Linked DNA regions of Mus musculus: region 1 is linked to region 2. Evidence: chromatin loops called from intact Hi-C (ENCODE). Cell type or tissue: heart. All regions are shown on one strand. Each heading gives the region's core, and the rest is flanking DNA. Links, peaks and the distances in the headings are about the cores only. Region 1 has its middle 11 kb from the start of Gm6961. Region 2 overlaps Arid2 (AT rich interactive domain 2 (ARID, RFX-like)).

Region 1 (9,522 bases), core at 517-8,516, 610 kb before region 2:
GAGAGGACACAGACCAGCCTGGTGCCATCAGTTAGCTACCTCACTTACCCTAGAACGAGGCAGGGCTCTGCATGCTGCCTCTCATAAACACCCCCTCATGCTTAGTACAATTCAGGAAGGGATGAGAACCGGAAAACCAGCATCGAGTCTATTGGCCATATTTCAGAGGTCCAGCCAATGAGAACTTAGAGTCTAAAACAGGTCTCTCCAATTAGTAATTTTCACATCAAATCCTTACAAATGTGTGAGCGTCCACTGATACTTCAGCAATCTAAGATATCAATCATCTTTTAAAAAAAATGAATTATAGCCAGATGGTGGGGGCACACTCCTTTTTAAGCCCAGTAAATGGGAGGCAGGGGCAGGTAGATGTCTGAAGTCAAGGCTGCCCTGGTCTACAGAGCAAGTTCTAGGACAGCCAGGACTACCCAGAGAAAGCCTGTCTGAAAAACAAGAAACAAAACAAAACAAAATTATATGATAGTAGAACTATGCTGAAAAATCCGGTAAATATGGGTATCATGTCTGAGACAGTGAGAACAACACACAGAACATGAGAAGCGCATGAGACGATACCACAACAGAGCACACTCTGAACTGAAAGCATGGGCCTCAAATCCACGCTGAAATTGTCGTTACAGCCCTAAGGGGGCCAGATCAAAATCACATGTGCCCTTTATCAGACTCTCCTGTGGGGTAATTCTACGAAAGAAGAACATATGTGCATATATATAATATATGCGCATACCAATGCATACAGATGTAAACATATATACAGTACAGAATACATACCATACCAAACTGTGAGACAGCATCTGTGTCTTAAGTTACCCAGCTTAGGACATCCCTAGAGAGCTCAGGTACACTTCTGGAGATAGTTGTGTGAATGCCATGTGTCGTAAAATGGATAACACCCAGGAGCGTTTTGGCATGGTATGGAGGCCGGTGAGTAGATCTGATTGCTCAGTAGGATCCTTACCTTTTAACCCAGCCAACCTGCATGTCTCACGCCTAGGGAAGCCAGGAGTGGCCATACGAGTTAGTCTAGACCAATCAAAAGCAGCTGTCAACTCCTTTTTGCCCTTTGCTCTGCACCCTTCCTGTGAGAATTCAGACCTGAAGGACTGAGCTTAAGGCACAGGTGACCTTGGAGATGGATGCTGAACAGAGCAAGGACCACACTAGGAGGAGCTTCAGGAACTCTGTGAACAGTTGTCACCTTAGCACCGATCTCTCCACATCCAGACGTTGAGAAGAAAATTATTCTTTTTCTTGTTGACGTCATTGTTTGGGGAGGCTTGGAACTTCTCACTGCTAAATCTAATCTTAAATAACATGTGCATACAGAGTGACCAAACAGAGCATTTTAGCTATAGACCAGGAGAAAGTGCAGAAGAAATGTTCAAAGGGATGGGAGAAAACCAGGAGAAAATAATATTATAAACACAGTTGTTGTTTATAAATTATTCAGCCTTGGTTATTTTGTTATAGAAGCACAAATAGACTAACACAATAGCTGTGGGCGATAGCAAATAATGCATTGATTACCATGAGACACTGGTTCAATGGCGCAGTCAGCTCTATTGCATAGCAAGGTGACTATGATTAATAACATACTGTATATTTCAAAATGGTTAAAAGAGGGGATAGTCAAAAATACCGTAAGCTGATAAATATTTGAGATGAGGGACTGCTAATCAGCCTGACTCGTTACTCTCCGCCACACATGGGTATCAAAGCATCAAATTGCATCATATTAGTAACAATTACCACATGTCAGTAAAGGCCAGACTTCAAACTGTGTCCTTATCTAGCCTTCACAATAATTCCTGTCGCCAAGGAGGAATCCAACACTGAGAAAATGTAAACACATCACCAGGACCACACAGCAGCCAGAGGTGTGAATTGAAAGCTGATCTGCACCTATTGACCCTCGTGTCTACTCTCAGAGCCTCTTGTCAACTCACCTTCATGGTCCACAGTGACACCATCACAGACCATGTCAGCAGACCATGAAGACAGATACCAGGTCATGAGGTCTGGAGGGAAAAGGGGAAGAAAATAAAGAATAGAATAATTTTTTCATTGAAAAACAAAAGATGAAGATGGTAGGGTAAGAAGGAAAGACTTGCTTTAAGAGATCAAACCTACACGAGCACAGAGAATGGGCATTTGATGATGGTGTAAAATGTTAGAAGCGTCCAGGCAGCAGACCAGCACAGTTGGCAGGATGGATGAGAACCAGGGTGTTACCCTGTGAGCGAGGTGACCCGGGAGAGGGGGAGATGCCAGAACCCAAGAGTGGCCTGGACTGTCCATACCTGCTGGGTCTAACACCAATGAGGGACAGCTCTTAGGTTTAATGCTTCACAGTAGAGGGGAAGGGATGGTGTTTACAGAGAGAGTCCACCTTGGCGTGAGAAAGCGTGCCTAATGGCTCAAGTCATTTAAAAACAGAAGGACTCGAGATGGTGATTGTCTTACTCCAGAAAGCACTTTGGGAGCACTCTATGAACCTCAGGGACGTAGTCTTAACTATGCTAGCATCTCATGAACGCCACCAGGTGTTATTCTGCCTGTAAGGAGACTTTGGGGCGGGGGGAGATCATCCCTTCAATTAGTTACAAGTAATAAAAATGGAATACAGATGGTTGCCTTTGTTTCTGGCATTAACAGCGCCATTCAGGTATTTGAAGTAGTATAAGTCACTGTTTCGACTCACAATCAGGGACCCTAACTGCCACACTTCATCTGTCCCTTCGAAACACTTCCAGTAGCACTTCCTGCATGGTTTTGACCATGTGAAAGCATATGATGTTTCCTGTCATGGTAAACAGGAGTACTCTCATTATATACCTTCAACATCAGTTAGCAAAGAAAGTCGCATCTCTGATTTCGTAGAGAGGTCATGTTTCAGTGGGAGGGAGGGAGGAAGGAAGGAAGGAGGGAGGGAGGGAGGGAGGGAGGGAGGGAGGGAGGGAGGGAAGGAAGGAAGGAAGGAAGGAAGGAAGGAAGGAAGGAAGGAAGGAAGGAAGGAAGGAAATAAGACCACAAAAGTATGCATATATCTCAATGGTTCCAAGTCAATCCCACAGAAGCTCTATCTATTCTTTCTTTTCCAGCCTGAAAACAGCAAAAAAAATTCATAAAAATTCGCCATCCTCTCCACCAGACCATTGGAAAGGAAGCCAGAACTAAACCCTTCTAGCATCAGGGAAGAAGGATACATTCATCAAAGCATTTGATTTTTCTCTTGAAAAAAAAATGCAAAGCCCAACTTGGGATGAGTCCAGGAGAAGTCGCCATCTGCTCCACCTGTTGTGGGAACAGTCGACCCTGAGCCCGTGCAGACTACAGTCCAGAGCTGGCCTTTCCAGAACTGCAGCAGCAAGTGTCCCTTGAAGGTTAACCCACGCTCAGGTTCCATCAAGTTCAGGGACCGGAACCTCCCACCTCCTTTTGTAAAGTTAAAAACAGACTGCTCACCTTATGCTCTTGGCTTGCGGATTTAGAAGAATGGTTTCTAAGGTTGCTTTGACTTTTGCCCTGAACTGGGATGTGGTAGCCCACCTTATGTGTGGGTGGGCCTCTCACAATTTCAGTTATAGGAGGGATGAGTTTATCATGGAAGATACTTACAGAAAGATGTGGCATTACTCACACAGCTGTGATGATATTGTATCCTTATATGGCTCTGATTTGTTATTCGCTGTTGCTAGTTAGTTACTGTGTTTAATTTGTAAATTAAAGATTATCAGAGGTACACATTCTTATGTAGGACATGTATAGTACACATAGGATTTGGTCATCTCTACACTTCAGGCAACATCTGTAGGTCTTGTATGCATCTCACAAAGATAAAGGCAGCTATGGTATGGAAGTTGCTTTAGTCAAATGCTTGCCCCCCCTTTTTCATACCTTATAAAAATTAGTAAAACATAGTAATTAGGGGACAATTTTCTATGCATGTGTGCATATATGTGCCTATGTGTATGAAATATTGGACATTAATCTCTGAAACTTCAGACCAAGAATAGCAAAGCCGCTTGACATCACGTGAACCTTGCGTCCTTTTGAGGAGCACGTCAGGGGAAAATGAGAAGAACGAATTTCAGTACAGTGCGTGTCTTTGCAAGGCTCTAAAGCACTGGTTCTCAACCTGTGGGTCGCGATCCCTTTTGGGGTTGAACGACCCTTTCACAGGTGTTGCCTAAGACTCTCTGCATACCAGATATATACATTATGACACATAACAGTAGCAAAATTACAGGCATGAAAGAGCCACAGGATACTTTTATGGCTGGAGGTCACCACAACATGAGGGACTCTATCAAAGGGTTGCAGTGTTAGGAAGGTTGAGAGTCGTTGCCAAAGAGAGACAGCAGCTTCACGCGGCAGAATTTTAATGTCAATTTTCGTGCTTTCTCACAAGCAGGGAAGTTAGTGAGAGGCATAAGCAAGATAATCTACAAAGGCAGAATTTTGTGGTTCTGTGGTACCCCTAAAACCAGTGTGTCACTGTAGGTAGACAATCTTGTACTTTTCCCCCCAACTTGCACAGACTAAATAGATACATGCGATGTGACCATGGCTAGGTGTGTTCACAGCGTTTATAAGGCTAGGCGTGTTCACAGTGTTTAGAAGCACTAGAATAGAAAGCAGACGACGACCTGATGGAGACTCGACTGCTAGTTGTTTTGTAAATCAGTTTGTCATTTTATTCCTTCTAGGGTAGAAATGAAAGAGAGGACATTGTCAGGGGTGGTCAGTTTAACCAGCGCTGTTCAAGGCTGACCACAAGGGGGCAGCCCAGAGCCGGGAATCAAGAGGTTAGCTTTGGTCCAGCTCAGCTGAGTCTCCGTGGTTATCTGAACTCCCTAGGTCTGTTTGCTCATCCTAATCAGGTCTCTCTCTCTCTCTCTCTTTCTCTCTCTCTCTCTCTCTCTCTCTCTCTCTCTCTCTCTCTCTCTCTCTCTCTCTCTCCCTCCCTCTCCCTCTCCCTCTCCCTCCCTCTCCCTCTCCCTCTCTCTCTCTCCCCCTCTCCCTCTCTCTCTCTCCCCCTCTCTCTCTCCCCCCCTCTCTCTCTCTCCCTCCCTCCCTCCCTCCTCTCTCTCTCTCTCTCTCTCTCTCTCTCTCTCTCTCTCTCTCTCTCTCTCTCTCTCTCTTATATTTATTCATAAGACTCTGTTTTTGAATGACTTGGAGTCCTGCAGACTCTTCATCCCAAGGTACAGTGGCTTATTTCAAGTGCACTGATTGGGAGAGCGGGAGCCCTGCGTAAATGGTGTAGGGGAAGTTAGCACTCAAATCCCTCCTTACTCCGGCTTGGATAGTCAGGGGGTGTGTCGGGTGTGGTTGGCTACTGGGTCAAGACATAGGCAGTCAAATTCCGTTCTGCTGACTCATTAGATGTTGCTGTCTCCAGGATCATAGCAGGTGTGTCTCTGTTCAGAGCATTTAGGCAGACTGAAGTAAAAAACTAATAATAATAAATAATAAATAAATAAATAACCAATCAGAAGGATGCTGGACGATGATTCTTTAAAAGCATCCTACAGGTCCTGTCTTATTGGTGATAGCAGAACATTTGGAGACAGGACGTTAAAGACCCTTCTCCTCTCCTGTGGCATAATACTATCTTGCAACATTAATTTCATCCATAAGAGCTGTTCAGTGGGTTTTAAAGAGAACTAGAATATTTATTTTTAATGGTTGCTCCTGGGCACGGCTTCGTGGTACACACTGACTCCAGAGTTATAATGTCTGAGTGCTGATCATGATACTGATTTGCCCAATCAGCTTGGCAAATCTGATCACCTGCACACTCCCCCCCCCAATCTCTCTCTCTCTCTCTCTCTCTCTCTCTCTCTCTCTCTCTCTTTGAGATAGAACATCATTATGTAGCCCTGGCTAGCCTGAAAGTCACTATATAAACCAGGCTAGCCTTGATATCACAAAGATTCTCTTGCCTCTGACTCCCAAGTGCTGTCACCAGACCCAGACAAGTGACCCATGACATCATTTAGCCCCAACATCATTATTATTGTCATTGTGGCACATCACGGTGTTAAAATGAAACTTTAGACATCAGTGCTCGTGTATTCTGTAAGCACAAAGTAAATTAATATCTGTTCCTGGTTGACCTGTTTTCAAACTAGGGCCATGGCCTTCCAATGTAGACAACCTGTTGATGGCCTTCCAATGTAAACAATCTGTTGATACATCGACAACTGTTACTCAGAGAGAAGAATAAGAGAAAGGACAGAGCACAGACTGCAGAGGAGAAGACTGAATGGAAAAGAGGAGGAGGGAGAGGAGAGGAGAGAGAAAAGGGAGGTGGGGAGGGACGAAACCAGATGACAGATGAACAAGGAACAGAAGGAGGGGAGAGGAGACAAAGAAAGGGGGTCCCATAAAGGAAGCCTTGGGGACATATGTGGCATCATTAGCAAAGTCCACTGTGCAATTCTGCATGTGTGGGGGCATGCTGTGTGAATATTATTCTCACCATATTATTTGAGTAACTAAGGAAACCCTGACTCTAAAGGACAGGCAGATGTTGTGAAAGGGGGCTCATGAGATGGCTCAGTGGGTAAAGGGTTCAAGTCCCAGCCTGACAACCTGAGTTCAACCCCCAGGTCCCTAACGGTAGAAGGAGAGAACTGACCCCCAAAAGCTGACCTCAGATCCCACACTCTGAAGATGACCCAGCCCCCGCCTAAATAAATAAGTAAATGTACTTTTTTTCAATGTTGTGAAGTAATAATAAAAGACACTTTTGAATCACGTCAGTGGAACTCCCTGGGAATTCAGCTGGATCCACGTCTTTGGCTGTTGTTTTTGAATCACTTCACTCATGTGAAACATTGTCTCAAGCAGGTTTTTTTGTCTCATTTTAAGGCTTTAAGGCTTAACAAGCAGCAAACTAAAAATATAGCTAAATGTGTAAATTGTCATTACAAATAATTGATAAAAAGGCTTCATAAAAGACTCTAATGGCCTATAGAACAATTTGAACAAATGAATAATTTGTAAGGACTTCATGCCTTGGTCATCAATGAATGCTTCGGGTAATTTCCGGATGTAAAATGGAAACAATGTAACAGAACGAATCCTTGACATTTGGAATACCGCAAGCAGGATGGGTACTGAATAAGTCATGGTTCAATCCCTCCGCCATTAACTGCTGGACTCTGTCCACTGCCGTCGAGTGCCAAGTTTTCCAATCTGAAGAACACTCACCAACTGTCTCTGCTCCTAGCACCTCTTCATTCCGCTTTAACTTGCCAGAATTGTGCATACCCTCTACCAGGAAGTCCAGGCACAGACAAAAGACTGCTAGATTAAAAATAAAATAAAATAATTCATTTAATAACATAATGGATGAAAGGTAAGCTTGGAAACCCAGGTCCTGAAGACCAAACAAACAAAAGTCTATGTTCATATGAGTAATATGTTCTCAGAGGATGTCTGTATGGTGATAGGAATTAGTGTAGGGTTAGTGGAATTTGCTCCCTCGTTTTAAGATCGATGATGGTAACAGACAGCATTCTAATAGGTGATGCCCAGGCAGCTAGGGAGGTCCACTTTTGCTCCCCATTGTGTCAAAGTGCTTCGTGGTTGAGATATAAAATAGCCCCTGAAAAACCCATTCACTGAAGACTTGGTCCCCAATGCCATATTCACAGGTGGGCTGTTGGAAAGTAACTGGATCGTGATGGCTTTCATCTAATCAAAGGATTCATTCATCTACCGATGGCGCCATAATCCATCAGACCTTTGGAAGGACTGCAACTGTGGAAGTGGGACCAGACTGGGGGCGTGGCTTCCTGAAGATGCCTCTGAGGATGTGTGGTTCCTGACCCAGAGCTCTGATTGGCTCTAAGCATCATGAAATTAGCATCCACCATCTTGTGCTCCCGGCATGCTGCTCTGCCTCACTAGAGTCTAAAGCAGACAGAGCCAACTGTCTAGGAACCGAATTCACAAGCTAAAACCTACCCTGTGGTGAGTTGTTTTCTCAGGCATGCTTTCATGAGTGAAAAGGCAATGGACATAGCACCCATCCTATAGGGAGAAACTTATATATATATAAAGTTTATATATATATATATATATATATATATATATATATATATATATATATATATATATGAAAACCAAGAAAGATATTAACTTCTGAGTGATGAGCTGTCCAGATCATAGAGGCTTTTTATTCTGTTCCGTTTTTTGAAAACGTGCTTGTCTCCAGTTAGTCATATACTGTACAACACCCTCAGGGAACATTTTAGAAGGACCAGAGGACCAGGATGCTTTATGATGACCATACCAGCTAACTGCCACATTTTGGCTTTTGTTAAACTGCTTGCTTGCTTGCTTGCACCTGCAACTGACAACCAGGATGTAGCTTTCCTGTGTTCTTTCCCTTTGAAAGGCTCCCTGATTCTACATTTGAGGCTGTTCTGTGTAGGTGATGGCTTAATACAGACTCTCAGTTTGGATTTTGTTCATACTGAGTTATCTTCAGGTGTCTACCACATGCACATCTGAGCATCACTAAATTGTGTCAGATGTGTGTATGCACTCGTTTGTGCATGTGTTCGTGCATGAGAGAGAGAGAGAGAGAGAGAGAGAGAGAGAGAGAGAGAGAGAGAGAGAGAGACTTTGTGTGTGTGAAAGAGAGCAAGAAAGAATATGTGTGTGAAAGAAAGCAAGAAGTAGAGAGAGGAAGTCGTGAGTCCAAGATGAAGTAGGAAAGGATAGAATGAAAATGATATAAATACGGTTCACTCATGACATATGAAATTATATATATATGTAAACGTGTGTGGTAGCTGACACACATTTCAGGCTTTATACCTTTCTGTTCCCAGAGAAAAAGAGTGAACCCTTCGAGACTTTTTGCCTGTCGGCCTCCTCAGTTCCCTTTACAGTTCAGCCTCTCTTTTTTTTAAAAAAAAATATTTATTTACTTATTATATGTGAGTACACTGTAGCTGTCTTCAGACACTCCAGAAGAGGGAGTCAGATCTCATTACAGATGGTTGTGAGCCACCATGTGGTTGCTGGGACTTGAACTCAGGACCTGCAAGAGCAGTCGGTGCTCTTAACCGCTGAGCCATCTCAGCAGCCCCTGTTCAGCCTCTGTTAAGGACTTACTGCATGACGACAAAGATTCTTACAGAAAGACAGAATCATAAGCACGCATCCATTGCTGTACCGGACATAACATCCGCATCCAACAGAAACGGAGCTGAGGAACACGGCCACTGAGCTGGCCGGTCGGACATACATCCAACAGAAACGGAGCTGAGGAACACAGCCACTGAGCTGGCCGGTCATTGAAGGTGCTTCACAGCAGACTGGGGCAGGCCGGTGAGAAGCCGGGTGAGCGCGAAGACGGGAGAATGGGCATTAGTCAGTCACAACAGCAAAGGAAATGAGGGGAAGAGAACCCTAGAATCCCGAGAGACTAGCAACCTGACCACCACATAGAGAGACAGTCGGGAGAAAAAGAAAACA
Region 2 (9,522 bases), core at 954-8,953:
TTTTCATAATTGAGTATGTGTTATTTTACAGAACAGTTTTTCCAAATCATACAGTGAAGAGGGTAGAAGATTCCACTAGCAGTGGGCAGGCGCATATCCATGTCATAGGAGTGAAGCGGCGGGCTCTCCCGCTCCCCATCCAGATGTACTATCAGCAGCAGCCAATTTCCACTCCTGTTGTCCGTGTTGATGCTGTTGCTGATCTATCTCCAACTCCTTCACCTGCAGGTATTCATTTTAAATTTTAATATTTATTTTTATTCAGACGCAAGTCTTGGCTATACCACTCATGTTGGCTTCAAACTTAGGATCCTCCTGAAAGCTAGGATTATAGGCAAATGACCACATACCCAAGTTTTTAAATTTTTAAATGTTGCTAGTGTATAACCAGAAGTTAAGTATGTATTATGTCTATGAAGTCATAGCCTGGCTCTGTACTTTGTACAGTGTTTCTCATGGCTGTCTTCGTACTTGTAAGTCTTGTCTTTCTTGGCGTTAGTTTCCTTACACTGTCCCTTTGTATGGAATAAGATAATACGCTATCCGGTGTCTTGCAGTCATTTCACCTGGCACTTTCCTTTTCCCATATCTACAGGAATCCCTCATGGACCACAGGCTGCAGGGAATCATTTTCAGAGGACTCCTGTCACCAATCAATCTTCAAATTTGACTGCAACACAAATGTCTTTTCCGGTACAAGGCATTCATACTGTGGCACAGACTGTTTCCAGAATTCCACCAAATCCTTCAGTTCATACCCACCAGCAACAAAATTCTCCAGTAACTGTCATTCAGAATAAAGCTCCAATTCCTTGTGAAGTCGTTAAGGCAACAGTAATCCAGAACTCTGTGCCCCAGACGGCAGTTCCTGTGAGTATCTCTGTTGGAGGAGCACCTGCACAGAATTCTGTGGGTCAGAACCATAGTGCAGGGCCACAGCCTGTTACAGTTGTAAATTCTCAGACATTACTTCACCATCCTTCTGTGATGCCACAGCCATCTCCACTACACACAGTGGTGCCCGGACAGGTCCCTTCAGGCACTCCTGTCACAGTAATCCAGCAGACTGTACCGCAGAGTCGTATGTTTGGACGAGTACAGAGCATACCAGCGTGTACATCTACCGTCTCACAGGGTCAGCAGTTAATCACCACATCACCACAGCCTATGCACACTTCATCTCAACAGACAGCAGCTGGTAGCCAGCCACAAGACACTGTTATCATAGCACCCCCACAGTACGTAACAACTTCTGCATCCAATATCGTCTCAGCGACTTCAGTACAGAATTTCCAGGTAGCTACAGGACAGGTGGTTACCATAGCTGGTGTCCCGAGCCCACAGCCCTCCAGGGTAGGATTCCAGAACATTGCGCCCAAGCCACTTCCTTCTCAGCAAGTTTCACCATCAGTGGTCCAGCAGCCTATTCAACAACCACAGCAGCCTGCTCAGCAGAGTGTAGTGATTGTGAGCCAGCCAGCACAGCAAGGCCAGGCGTACGCACCAGCCATTCACCAGATCGTTCTCGCTAACCCGGCAGCTCTCCCTGCCGGTCAGACGGTTCAGCTAACTGGACAACCAAACATAACTCCATCGTCATCACCATCACCTGTCCCGCCTACTAATAACCAAGTCCCTACTGCCATGTCATCTTCTTCCACCCTTCAGTCACAGGGACCCCCTCCTACTGTCAGTCAGATGCTCTCTGTGAAGAGGCAGCAGCAGCAGCAGCACTCACCAGCAGCGCCAGCACAGCAGGTCCAGGTCCAGGTTCAGCAGCCGCAGCAGGTCCAGGTGCAAGTTCAGCCGCAGCAACCGAGTGCTGGGGTCGGTCAGCCTGCTCCCAACGAGTCTAGTCTCATCAAGCAGCTGCTGCTGCCAAAGCGGGGCCCTTCAACCCCAGGGGGCAAGCTTATCCTCCCAGCCCCTCAGATTCCTCCCCCTAACAATGCAAGAGCTCCTAGCCCTCAGGTGGTCTATCAGGTGGCCAATAACCAAGCAGCTGGTTTTGGAGTGCAGGGGCAAACTCCGGCTCAGCAGCTATTGGTTGGGCAGCAAAATGTTCAGTTGGTCCAAAGTGCAATGCCACCCGCAGGGGGAGTGCAAACCGTGCCCATTTCGAACTTACAAATATTGCCGGGTCCGCTGATCTCAAACAGCCCAGCAACCATTTTCCAAGGGACTTCTGGCAACCAGGTAACTATAACAGTTGTGCCAAATACCAGTTTTGCAACTGCGACTGTGAGTCAGGGAAACGCTGCTCAGCTCATTGCGCCAGCCGGTCTTAGCATGAGCGGAGCGCAGGCAAGCGCTGGACTTCAGGTGCAGACGCTTCCAGCCGGACAATCAGCGTGTACCACTGCTCCCCTCCCGTTCAAAGGCGACAAGATCATTTGCCAAAAGGAGGAGGAGGCAAAGGAAGCAACAGGTCTACATGTTCATGAACGGAAGATTGAGGTCATGGAGAATCCTTCCTGTCGGCGAGGAACCACAAACACCAGCAACGGGGATACAAGTGAGAGTGAACTCCAGGTGGGAAGTCTTTTAAATGGGAGAAAGTATAGTGACTCAAGTCTACCTCCTTCAAACTCAGGGAAACTTCAGAGTGAGACGAGCCAGTGCTCACTAATCAGCAATGGGCCATCGTTGGAACTAGGTGAGAATGGAGCGCCTGGAAAACAGAACTCAGAACCAGTAGACATGCAGGATGTCAAAGGTGATCTGAAAAAAGCCCTCGTCAATGGAATCTGTGATTTTGATAAAGGAGATGGTTCTCATTTAAGCAAAAACATTCCAAATCACAAAACTTCTAATCATGTAGGAAATGGTGAGATATCTCCAGTAGAACCACAAGGGACTTCGGGTGCCACTCAGCAAGATACTGCCAAAGGTGACCAACTAGAAAGAGTTTCTAATGGACCTGTGTTAACTCTGGGTGGGTCACCGTCCACAAGCAGTATGCAAGAAGCCCCGAGTGTGGCGACACCGCCGTTGAGTGGTACTGACCTGCCTAACGGACCTCTAGCTTCAAGTTTGAATTCAGATGTGCCTCAGCAACGCCCAAGTGTAGTTGTCTCACCACATTCTACAGCCCCTGTCATACAGGGGCATCAAGTCATAGCAGTTCCCCACTCAGGACCTAGAGTGACCCCTTCTGCTCTATCATCTGATGCTCGGTCTACAAACGGCACAGCCGAGTGCAAAACTGTAAAGAGGCCGGCAGAGGATAATGATAGGGACACTGTCCCGGGAATCCCAAATAAAGTAGGGGTTAGAATTGTTACAATCAGCGACCCCAACAATGCTGGCTGCAGTGCAACCATGGTTGCGGTCCCAGCTGGAGCGGACCCAAGCACTGTAGCGAAAGTAGCAATAGAAAGTGCTGCTCAGCAAAAGCAGCAGCATCCACCGACCTACATGCAGAGTGTGGCCCCACAGGTAAGTCACTCACGTGGCATCTGTAAACATGAAGGCTAAATGAACTGTTGACTTCTGTCTCACCTTAAGCAACTGTGTGTCAGGTCATGTGTGCTCAGGGCTCTCCTGCTCTTTGTTTACGAGACTTGTTTCAGCTCTAGCATTCAAGGTAAGGGCTCTTTGAGTTCTGCATATGCAATTTTGCCTTCCAAAATGGATGTTGTGTATGTACCAAGTAGAAGTGCCCAGTCACTGTTTATTTCCACAGTTTGACATTTTCCCTTAAATGATATAATGATGAGTACAAAGTAGACATTCAATAAGTTCAATTTTTAATTTTTTACTACATGTGAACTTAGCAGTTCATCTTGGTTGTCTGGTTGATTTCCCTCTTGGAATCTGTTAGAAATCTAAATAAAATGATAGTGAACCAAACTACATCGGAGAAGAACTTTAATATTATGGAGTTATTTCATTTCTCCTCATTCTGTGTGTTCCTGATTTTGCTTTTGGGTGGCATCCAGAGGAGAGCTCAGGGCTGGGGGCGAGGAACAGTGATGGTAGCTGGAGCTGGCACTAGGACTCAGGGAAAGCCTTCTTCGCTGGAGCCTCACTGATCAGCCCTGGGCTGCAGGGGGCGACTCTGATGCTGAGTAACACAGCCGGGGTCATAGTCTAGGAGGTGCTGCCCAGACTAGAGCCTGCTGCAATCTGAAGCCAGCTCTTCATTTATGAGTTTGCTCTTCTACTGTAGCCAGTTTCTCTGAACAATTCTAGAAATTTGTCTTTTATCTTACACTGTAATTATTTGAACTATTGCATATAAGATGTTAGTGTTAATAAATGATTTTTAGGGCACAAACACAAAAACTCTAAATACATTAGTTATACAGAGGTGGCTTGGGCCTGTGTATACATTTTGTTACCAATCTGAAAAATTATGTACTAGCCCGACACTAATTTTCTTTGAGAACACAGCTCATTTAAAAACAAAACAAAACAAACCACCCTACATTCTGAGCTGAGAATATAGCAGAGTGGTAGATTGGCTTGCTTTGCCTATATAAACCCCTGGTTCAATTCTTAATGTCCATCTTGTATCTCCAAAGTTGATACTTGGTTGCGAGGAAACAGGTAAAATATGCAGGAGGTATGCGAAAATGGAAAAAACAAAAACAAACCTACAGCTACAACTGGGTTCCTTTTGTGTGGTGGTTACAGTGGTGCCTGCCACAGCTGGGCATCTGTAATGGAGCAGGTCTACTTAAGCTCCACAGAGGAGCAGAAGACCCTACAGGGGCTAGGTACAGGGGATAGACTTCACCAACAGAGTCAGGGCTGAAAGTAGCTCGCTAGAGTCAGCTTGCTTCTAGGGAGACACTCCCTCTTTCTTGCCCAGGTTCTTTAGCTCCGTCCACAGTTCTGGTTGCATTTAGAGGCCTTGGTTTAATGCCATTTTGTTCACTATTTGAGTGGTAGTCTGCAGGGTCCAAGATAGAGTGTTTTTAATAGCATTTTTAATTTATTTTTGATTATTTATATATGATGTTTAACAGCAAATGTAAAGAGAATTTTTAAACTTGTACCTGCTTCAGAGTTCTGTTATTTATAGCTGTTCTTTTAAAATCTGTAATATTTGCAAGTTCCAAATGCAGCTCATAGAGCATTATTTCCAGATGGCCTACCCTCTGCATTCTCCATGCGTTAATGTCTGTTAGAAGCAAAGCAAACAAGCCCACGTGAACCTATTGTACATACGTACATTTAATAAGAGTAAAAAGCTTGATAGACGCTGAAACCCCTATATAAGGTGCTTCAGACCAAACATTTACAGATTTCATATTTTCTCTTCTTTAATTTTGAAATATTTTAAGAACGTATGAGATATCCTGAGGAACCAAATAGAAACACAAAATACATTTTTTATATATCTTATATATACACATATGTCATGCACACGCATGTGCGTGTCCTGTATGTGTGTGCACATGTGTGTGTGCATTTGTGTGTGTGTGTGTGTGTGTGTGCTTCAGCAGTCACTAGAGTCCAGTTGTCACAGTGTTCAGTTCCTGCCCACCCTGTTTCAATGTTAGCCTTACTCAAAGGTTAATACTAATATTTGGGAGGGATTTAAGAATGTCATATCAAAGTATTATCAATGGCTTCGACAATTGATAGCCATAATTTTCTCTTGAGCAGACAATAAAGGAAGCAAAATTATAGTTTAATAAAGTGAAGGGTATTATTTCTAGAAAGAAAACTGCCATATTCATGGACATTTTTGTTAATTTTATTTTATGAAGCAAATTACAATATTTTTTTACATTCTCTGTGTTGTATTAATTTTGCTACTTGGTTGTTCAAGCTAAGCTTTTCCCACATTGATTTTAAAAAGCATAATTTGAAAAAGCCCCGCCGGGCGGTGGTGGCACACACCTTTAATCCCGGCACTTGGGAGGCAGATGCAGGCGGATTTCTGAGTTCTGAGGTCAGCCTGGTCTACAGAGTGAGCTCCAGGACAGCCAGGGCTACACAGAGAAACCCTGTCTTGAAACTACCCTTCCCCCCCGAAAAAAAGCCCCTATTTTGTCTCAGTACTGAATGATAACATAATATTCCTCAAGAGCTGACCACGTCAAATATTTACTGAAGCTTCTCACATACGTGTCTGAGGGCTGGCTGCGGCTGGCTGGTCTTTCATGTTTACTGGAAATGAGAGGAAACCAGGTCTGCATTCTTGTGCAATAGCCCTTTTAGTATTAATATTACTATTATCTACTTTGTGAGTATGGGTGTTTTGCCTGCATGTATGTCTATGTACCTGGATCCTGCCTGATTCCCGTGGAAGCCATAAAAGGGCATTGGATCTCCTGGGACTGGAGTTGGGCGCTCAAGGTTGAACCCTGGTCTTCTGGAAGAACATCACTCCACCACCCCCTAAGATCTAATTCTTAAAACATTAATTTACTTAGTATTTAAAGATATATATGTATATTTCTGCAAAGCCAGAGCCAGCTGCCTTCAGATCCTAGTCCTGTTTTGTGGTTTAGGATTCCTCTGTTCCTCCCTTGACAGCAAACATTTCATTTTACTACATTTCTTTTTACTTCTTTTAAATGGCTGCATGAAACTCTTAGTACCAGGTCGTGCTTGGCAGTGTGCAGTGCTTCTGCTCCCTAACCGGCTCACAGTCCAGGTTCCGCGGGCTTCTTTTTAGAGAGAGTGTGTTTTGATTTAAGTTTGTTTGAATTAGGACCCTAAAATGTTCACATTGCATCAGTATGTTTTTTATTCATTCTTAATTCACAGCTTAGGTTAACGTCAGTCATCCTTTCCATATCCCTTATTAATATTTGGGGTTAAATTGTCACATGATGCATTGTTTCTCAGTTCTTGGTGACCTAGTAAGACTTTCAGAATCATCAAAAAGATAAAAATCTTGGCATTTGTGAAAGTCAAACACACCTTTATACACACACTGGACAGTCAGTAAAGCTCACAATTTAAATGGCAGTAGTGTCCACATCAGGAAAACTAGGGTGCTTCCTTTAATTAAAATGTTAGTATGATGTAATTTCTCACTCTTGAGATTTATACTTGGCAAGGTTCTCTTCTCAGTTACTGAATTCACAATTTTCTATTCAGAGCTCTTGTTTTAAGGAAGTGATTTGACCATGTGTTGTAACCTGTTGAGAAACACATGTGTAGTAGGTTCATCTTACCTCTGAACTCGAAACCTGTGTTTTTCTTCTGGATTTCTCTATTATAATGGCAATAGTAACATGTATATTGGAATGAGATTCTAGGTGCCTCGTGTATGGTTTCATTTCATCACACTGTATCTCCTATACTCACAAAAGGAAAAAACCAAGGTTCAAGGAAAGTAATGAGGCTGCCCAGGTCACACGGCCTGTTGAAGAAGGGCACACTGACGATTCAGGGCTGGCAAGGTGGCTCAGAACATAAAACCATTTCTGAAACCCATGGTGGTAAAAGAGAGCTGACTCCCCAAAGTTGTCCTCTGCCTTACACGCACACACACGCACGCGCACATTCACGCACGCGCGCGCACATGCACGCACGCGCGCACACACGCACGGACACACCCCCCCACACACACACACACACGCACGCGCACACGCACACACAATTGATGAACTTTTGTTTAAAAAGCAGACTGAAGAGTTGTGTCCTGTCCTGATGTGTTGAGCTGGAAAGTCTCTTTTGGTGACACCTGCGTCACTCTAGCTCTCACTCTCACGTTTCAGAGGTGAGAACTCATCACAGAAGCAACTTCAGCTCCAGAGTAGGCTCCCCGAGCTTAGAACACAACATTCCAGAGTAGGCTCCCCGAGCTTAGAACACAACATTCCAGAGTAGGCTCCCCGAGCTTAGAACACAACATTTCTGCTGGTTTTCTTTCTCTTTCCTGTCTTTAAGGGCAAGTTTTCCCGTATCCCATACTGGCCTCCAGCTCAGCAGAAGATGACTTTGAATTTCTGATCAGCTGCCTCTACTCCCAAGTGCTAGGGTTAAAGGCCTGTAAATCCCAGTGGTACAGTACTTGCTAGCATGGGCAAGAGCCTGGGTTAGAGCCCCAGCCTTCCAGGGTAGCACACTACCACTCCTGGCTTCCTGTGTGAAGTCAGCTCCGGGGCTGTGTATGCCAGCCAGGCACTTTGCCAACTAAGCCTCAGCCTCAGCCACAGGACTCAACTCCAGACTTCTCACTTCTGTTTATGTTTTATCCGTCTGCACCATTATATAGCCCTGTATGGTTTTGGTTTGGCTTAGAAAAAGAGCTGTGGTTTTACTCTTGGGGACCCAGCACTTTCAGTCCTTGCTGCCTGTGCTGACGTCACCAGTGAGTGGACAAACGCAGTCGCTGTCTTACCAACCTGCTAAACAGCTCTTGACTTCCATAAGAAATTTAACTTGTTTTCTTTTCAGGTATCTCAAGAAAATGGCTGACCTAAACATTTTAAAAGATACTCTATTAGTGTTTTTTTTAAGTAAAAGGCATATGATATAGGACATAACAGAGGTTATATTTAAAAGACTGTGTGTCTACTTTGTGCTAGTGTTACCGTCACAGCTGTAACTGCCAGCCAGGCACGGTGGCATGTGCCTGTGATCGCGCATCTGAGAGGTGCTGCCAGGAGGATTGCGTTCCAAGCTGTCCTGGGCTACCTGGCAGTTGAAGGCCAGCTTGAGCAGCACAGCAGGGCCTTGCCTAGCATCGGGAAGGTTCTGGCTCGGATCCTTAAGGCAAACTATAAACTGAATATCCTCCAAGATTAAGTTGGTAGACACTTTACTCTGAATTATTTACTATTTTTGATATTCTCCTTACATGGTTGTGTCATCATTACTAACTCTGACCTGAGGTTTGCTGTGATTCATGTTGTGTCACTGATGAAATCTGAGGGGAAAAGAATTATTCTAAGCAATAATTTGCAGCTGATCTGTTCTCGACAGGGCAAGTAAATCGTAAGGCTTTGTTTTCATTTCAGGCTATAATTGAGTTGCTTCTTACTACAATTCTTAATTTGAATAATACAGTCTGTTGTCCATGTCTACCGCTTCCATGTCCATGAATTTATAACTTGAATCAAAAATAGCAGAAAACAATTCTTTACTGACCATGAATTGGAGAACGCGGTGCAGCAGCTCTTTGTACTTCTGTGCATTTGCGATATTTGAATGGTGGTGTGGAATCGAGAAATGACCTAGTATACAGGGAGACATGCACACTGAGACATAGGGATTTTGCCATCTATATAAATGCAAACAGATCTTGATATCCATGGGAAGTCACAGAAGCCAAGATGTCACAGATGTCAAGAGATAACACAATGAATAATATTGCTTCTGTGGTTACATATTTTAAAAGGAGCATACTTCCTAACCTTTTAATAAAAATCATCTTTTTAAATGTAATCATTAACTTGAAATTACAAACTGTACAAAAGTTTTATGTTAGAATTGTGTACCTGTCACTAATGTCCTTATAGAGTATAGAATGCTGTTTTCTGGTGTCATGTCACAACCTCTATTTGTGCTTTTCCACAGAACACTCCTATGCCACCTTCACCAGCTGTACAA

What was found. Hi-C counts contacts between places; a loop is a spot of excess contacts. Peaks named below come from ENCODE experiments on the same cell type or tissue, not always from the same donor. Only the 100,000 strongest peaks of a DNase experiment are listed, where the experiment ranks them.
Region 1: a loop joins it to region 2, with 2.7 times the contacts of the local background. A loop is called at or near these places in 5 of 42 quality-filtered maps.

The regions. Positions count from the first base shown.
Region 1 is chr15:95,758,291-95,767,812 of GRCm38, forward strand. No RefSeq gene overlaps it. Among named protein-coding and RNA genes, the nearest start is that of Gm6961, 11 kb to the left of the region's middle. In heart, for the core only: a CTCF peak has its summit at 4,770 (motif pointing right); a DNase peak (open chromatin) is centred at 4,801; H3K27me3 peaks cover 842 bases.
Region 2 is chr15:96,369,325-96,378,846 of GRCm38, forward strand. It overlaps Arid2 (AT rich interactive domain 2 (ARID, RFX-like)), which reads left to right. Exons shown (of 21, transcript NM_175251.4): 14 at 32-228; 15 at 596-3,438; 16 at 9,490-9,522. Among named protein-coding and RNA genes, the nearest start is that of Gm41408, 78 kb to the right of the region's middle. In heart, for the core only: a CTCF peak has its summit at 4,067; a DNase peak (open chromatin) is centred at 8,097.